Regions from separate parts of the Homo sapiens genome. Here region 2 is linked to region 1. Evidence: read pairs that join two places in POLR2A ChIA-PET (ENCODE). Cell type or tissue: GM12878. All regions are shown on one strand. Each heading gives the region's core, and the rest is flanking DNA. Links, peaks and the distances in the headings are about the cores only. Region 1 has its middle 120 kb from the start of ZNF648. Region 2 overlaps CACNA1E (calcium voltage-gated channel subunit alpha1 E).

Region 1 (2,915 bases), core at 110-2,609:
CGAGCCTTGCTTCTTCTAAGTGTCCCCCCACTTTTCTCCTCCACCCCACAATATACTTAATCAACACAAACTCCACTGGCAGATTCAGCACAAGCTATGAATTTTTGTCTTACTGCACCCTCTCTTTCTCTACCCCAATACCAATAGGATTTGACATTTTTTCCTTTGGGTTCCCACTGTACCCAAGTGATGTCTCCAAACTAGCTATAGCACTCCAAGGCCATTTCCCCCTTTAATTAGTGAGGAAGTATAATGGGGTAGTTAAATAGCTGCTGGAACCAGACTCACTGGGTTCAAATCCTGGCTCTACCATTTATTGACTGTGAGATGGTGGGAAAGTCCCTTAAATGCTCTGTGCCTCAGTCTCCCCATCTAGAGAGAAGAGGTGATAATACTTCCTACCTCACTGGGAGGAAAAGAGGATTAAATAAGTTGATGTTAATAACTAGCACAAGGAAAGTATAAACAGTTATACGTATATACCTGTCTCTCTTAATAGTCACTGACCACCTTATGAATTGTATCTCCATATCACAGCAATTAACATTTTGGAACATAGCAAATCCAAGAGCACTGACTTACAACCCTTCAGTAGCTCTCTACCACCCCTAAGACAAAGACCAACTTCCACAGCCTGCCTAGATTTCCTTGAGACCTGGCAGGAGCTGGCCTCTCAAGCCTACACTCTCCCCCAACACTCTTCAGATGCTACACTGAAGCCCTGAAAAATATCCCAGCCACTAACCTTCTCCAGACCTTTGTTCTGAGGCCTTCTCCACCCTCTGAATGTTGATGTTCTAGCCAGAGCCAATTTCACGGCTAGACAGCTGGCACAGAGCAGCAGAACCCAGAAAAATAGTGACGGCTCATGGTTCACCAGTGGCTTACTCTTTGTGAGGATGTCACCATGGACCAGAACATGTGTCACCTCCACACCACCCTCAGGCTGCCTGTGTGAGCATCTCAGCATGCACCAGAACATGTATCACTCACATACTGCCAACAGGCTCTCTGTGTGAGCGCCTCAACATGGACCAGGGTGTCACCTCCGCACCACCATCAGGTTCTCTCTGTGTCTTTCCATGAACCAGGACATGTGTCACCCCCACACTGCCATCAGGCTGAGTGCCTCACCATGGACCAGAGTGTGTGTCACTCCTCCACCACCATCAGGCTCTCCCATCATTTGAGTGGCTTCTTGCAGAGCCTATTAGCACCTGAAGGGAGCCCTCATCTCTCTGAGCCCTTGGTCTCTCAGGACAGCTTTTTCCTCATGTGCACTGCCCTCTTCAATGCAGATATTCTCGGGGAGTCCAGTTAATTTTTTACTCTTGTAAAATTAACTCAGTATTAGCCAGATCTGGGAATATTAGCTGAGAACATCTTGGTTTCTTCATGACCTTTACATATAACTAATGTTTTGTGGTCAGGGCCTCTGTCATCTCCACATTTGACTTTCTCAGATTCCTAATCTGAGTCATGAACTTGGAAGGTACTTTCAAACCTCACTGTTGATTTTGACAACCTGAAAGCCCACAACTGGGGGTGAAGGGGAAAACACCCACTGGACTGAGAAGAAACGTGCTTATGTTGCCCTCTCTGAAAACCTTTAATCACTATTAAAAAAAAAAAAAAAAAAAAAGCAAAAACAGTGTCCTGTGTAAGTTCAGCTCTCTGGGGCATGTGGACCTCCACAAGCTAGGGGCCATTTCCTGATGCAGAGCCTCCGGTTGCCTGTGACTGGAACCGCAGTGCCATCCAATGGCAATCTTGTGTAATGCAGTAGCTCCTCCATCTTTCTGCACCTGTAGTTTTCCTAGTGCTCCTGAACAGGAAGCCTCACAAGTCCTGTGGTATAAAAACCTGTTTTCTGTTCCTGTGTTGGTTTGCTTAGGATAACGGCCTCCAGCTCCTTCTGTGTTGCTACAAAGGACATGATCTTGTGTCCTTGAGGGTGGAAGGTGGGAGGAGGCAAAGGATCAAAAACTATCGGGTACTATGCTTATTACCTGGGTGACAAAATAACCTGTAAACCAGCACCCCCTGCCGCCGTGATATGCAACTTGCCCATATAACAAACCTGCACACGTACCTCTGAACTTAAAAGTTAAAAAAAGGAAACCTGTTTTCTCAATGTCATTTGAGTATGCAGCCTTTTTCTTTCTTTTTGTTTAATGTCTACGAACCTTTTGAAGGCTTAATGCTTTATAGAGTTTGAGCAGCAGTTCGCAAAGTGTGGTCCAGGGAGTCCCAAGAACCTTTTAGGGATTTTGCAAAGTCAGAATTATTTTTATAGTAATACTAAGACATATTCCGCCTTTGGCTTCTTATTCCCTTATAAGGGTACACTGGAGTCTTCCCAGGGCTATGTGACCTACACTGTCCTCAGAGGCAGATATGAGACTCAAACAGAGGCAGATATGAGAATGGAGCTGCCTTCTATTAAGCAAGATATTATAAAGATTTGCAAAATTTAAAAAACGTCATTTATTACTTTTTTGGAAAATACAGTTATTTTATTGAAATACGTTATTATGTGTATGTAATAATTGGTTTTGTTGTTGTTGTTTTGTTTTTTTGGTTTTTTTTGAGACGGAGTCTCGCTCTGTCGCCAAGGCTGGAGGGCAGTGGTGCGATCTCGGCTCGCTGCAAGCTCCGCCTCCCGGGTTCACACCATTCTCCTGCCTCAGCCTCCGGAGTAGCTGGGACTACATGCACCCACCACCATGCCCAGCTAATTTTTTGTACTTTTAGTAGAGACGAGGTTTCACCGTGTTAGCCAGGATGGTCTCGCCCTCCTGACCTCGTGATCCGCCCGCCTAGGCCTCCCAAAGTGCTGGGATTACAGGCGTGATCCACCGCGCCCGGCCAAGAATTGTTATTTTTAATGAACATTTTTAAAATTTCTAATTTTG
Region 2 (2,915 bases), core at 267-2,766, 310 kb before region 1:
TAATGTCAACAAATGATTAATACACTGAGAAAAATGACACGTGAAAAAAATTCTAATATAAGTATATATAAAGAGCCTCTATACATTTATAAGAAAAAGACAACATATAGAAATATGGACAAAGGAAGAGAGTAAGCGATTCAAAGGAAAGGCAAACCATATGGCCAATAAACACCTGAAATGATGCTAAAACTCAGAAAAATGCAAATTAAAGCAATAAATTGGACCAATTCTTTATCCATCAGATTGGCTAACATGAGTAGGAAGATTAGTGGAATGTTGCCTACCTGTGGTTCTGTGCGTCTGTGTGGGTCTACTTTAATGAGTTTAGATCTAGGTGCTTGTCCTGGAGGCACATTCACAGTGTGTTTTTTAAATAAGAAAAGCAAGTTACAGAGTAATGTGTATAGTATGATCCCATTCAAAAAAATAGCAAAATGCTATGTGTAAGTTTGAATGTGCATGAAGATAGGTGGGAAGAAAACACATCGGGCCATAAGCACTTACCACAGCAGGATGGGAATGGGGGGAGGGTGGGGGCAAGTAACTTTTTCTATATACATCTTTGTATGCAGTTGTATACATATTGCCTTTGTAATTTAATGTACAAAGACAAAATAAGTACCTAGAAATTAAGAACAGATTAGTACACTTTTTCTGCTACTGTCTTGCCATAGTGTTGTTCAAACCAGCTAGAAAACAATTCTGTGGTGCCAGGTGAGATGAACTCTCCACCTCTTCCTGAGGGCTTTGTCTTCATGCATGGGACAAAGCAGTGTAATTAACATGCCCCCCCACCCCGCCTTAAAACCTAATATTCATTCATCTCTTACTTTGGTTATTATTTAAAAAGAAAACATTTGTCAATTACTTCACACTGACAAGCACCATCCCACTGAGGGGGCAGGCAGGAGGTCCATCTCACCACCCAGCTGTATTGCAACAACGCCCTCTCCATCTGGGAATACGGCCCAGGCACTCCTCTGGAATCCTGAACACACTCCAGGCACCTCTCTTCTTACTGAACACCACCTATGCTTGGAGCACCATGTGAGAGGACACCTCTGGTATCAGGCAGCTTCAGATGTATTCAGAGAGATTGAAAACTGCAAGGATTCAAGGCATAACAAATGATACACAGACAAGAAAAAAAGACATTTAGAGTGGGGGATAGGGCCTGAAGGCTTGAATGGTCCTACAAGACTTTCTCAAAAGTCGTCACCCTGGGACCTGAAACATTAGAGCTCTTTCCAGAGTAAGTCTATTCTCAGCCAGAGGTCTCCAACAGAGGCTGTCCATGTGTACTGGTTTCAAGTTCTGCTTACCTCCCAAGTGTTGTTTTTTCTGACCCTGACCTAATTCCTCCCAGGCCAGGCTGGCCAGCACCTTCTGAAATTGCTCTCAGGCAGCTGGAAGGCCTGGCTGGCAGGAGCCCTGGGTTTTTCACCCTCAGCCCCAGGGCTCTTTGAAGGCCTACTCTCCAAGAACAAACAAACCTGGCCTGACGCTGCATAGCTGCAGAATAGGGGAGCTTTCTCGGCCTGGTGCCCAGGGTGGCCGAGCTGCCAGCCAGGTGCATGATCCTCAGTTAATTAGGTAACTATAGGTAGTCCTGCAGCCCAGGCTGTGTGCTGATTAGTCTGGGCTGTTGTTGGAGACCTCTGAGAATAGACTTACTCTGGAAAGAGCTCTGATGTTTCAGGTCCAGGGTGATGACTTTTGAGAAAGTCTTGTAGGACCATTCAAACCTTCAGGCTCTATCCCCCTCTCTAAATGTCTTTTTTCTTGCCTGTATATCATCTGCTATGCCTTGAATCCTTGCAGTTTTCAGTCTCTCTGAATATATCTTAAGTTGCCTGATACCAGAGGTGTCCTCTCACAGTGTGCTCCCCCAGCATCGTGCTCTGAGCATAGGTGGTGTTCAGCAAGAAGAGAGGTGCCTGGAGTGTGTTCAGGATTCCAGAGGAGTGCCTGGGCCGTATTCCCAGAAGGAGAGGGCGTTGTTGCAGTATGGCTGGGTGGTGAGATAGGCCTCCTGCCTGCCCCCTCAGTGGGATGGTGCTTGTCAGTGTGAAGTAAACCCTGGAGCACCTGAGGGAGGAAGAGGAGGAGATAGATCTTCAGCTTCCAGGGATTAGACTGAAAGCTCAACTGGCAAAATGCCCATTTTATTCCCTCATTGCAAGCTGAAAGTAGAGAGCTGAGGAACCCCGGGCTTGACCACTTTTTTGCATTGACAGATCCTTTGTGGGAGACACATGATCCACATGGGCATTCCTAGATCCCTTTGAAGACTCCATAAGCCCAGGGAGATCAGATTTACCTCAGGTTTCAAGTAGATCTCAAGATCCCACTGGAACTCAGATTTTCAGGGGAGTTCAGAATTAGGGCACGAAGTGCAGGAGATGGTATCAACAGCAACAAATCTGTCTGATATTCTAAAAGAGTTCATCCCAGTGTAGCCCCAAAGACTTCAGACTGAACCAGATTCACCTTGAATTGAATAAGCTGATGCAATATTGGCAGCTACACATTCTTCATATGACACCTCTTTTCTCAACTTCTCTTCACCCTGTAGTCTCCACAGAGATATTCCTGAGGGATAGCAAGAGTGGGGAGCTAACCTGTTTCTTTGCACTGAATGAGCAATGCTTGTGCCTTTCCTCTTTTCTTGTATCCGTACATTTCCAGAGGAGCCAGTTTATAGAGGGTATAGAGTAACCCAAGAATACAGGTTTGGGAGTAAGGGAGCTGGCTTTTATTCCAAGTGCTGCCACTGGCTCTCTGTGTCATCCTGGTCAAGGCATGGGGTGGGAGCAGGTGTTGAAAGGAGCCTGCTGCTGGGGATTGGCTGGCCCCCAAGGAGCTTATGCCCCTCTTGCTAGGATGCTGGGGATCAGGTCAGTAACACCTGT

Evidence for each region. Peaks named below come from ENCODE experiments on the same cell type or tissue, not always from the same donor. Only the 100,000 strongest peaks of a DNase experiment are listed, where the experiment ranks them.
Region 2: POLR2A ChIA-PET joins it to region 1 with 5 read pairs; 2 of 35 experiments call an interaction of 5 or more read pairs at or near these places.

Annotation. Positions count from the first base shown.
Region 1 is chr1:181,935,395-181,938,309 of GRCh38, forward strand. No RefSeq gene overlaps it. Among named protein-coding and RNA genes, the nearest start is that of ZNF648, 120 kb to the right of the region's middle. In GM12878, for the core only: a CTCF peak has its summit at 1,750 (motif pointing left); DNase peaks (open chromatin) are centred at 1,547 and 1,797; H3K27ac peaks cover 2,352 bases.
Region 2 is chr1:181,629,596-181,632,510 of GRCh38, forward strand. The region is part of intron 6 of CACNA1E (calcium voltage-gated channel subunit alpha1 E); the gene reads left to right. Among named protein-coding and RNA genes, the nearest start is that of CACNA1E, 150 kb to the left of the region's middle. In GM12878, for the core only: no CTCF peak of the experiment used is centred there; no DNase peak of the experiment used is centred there.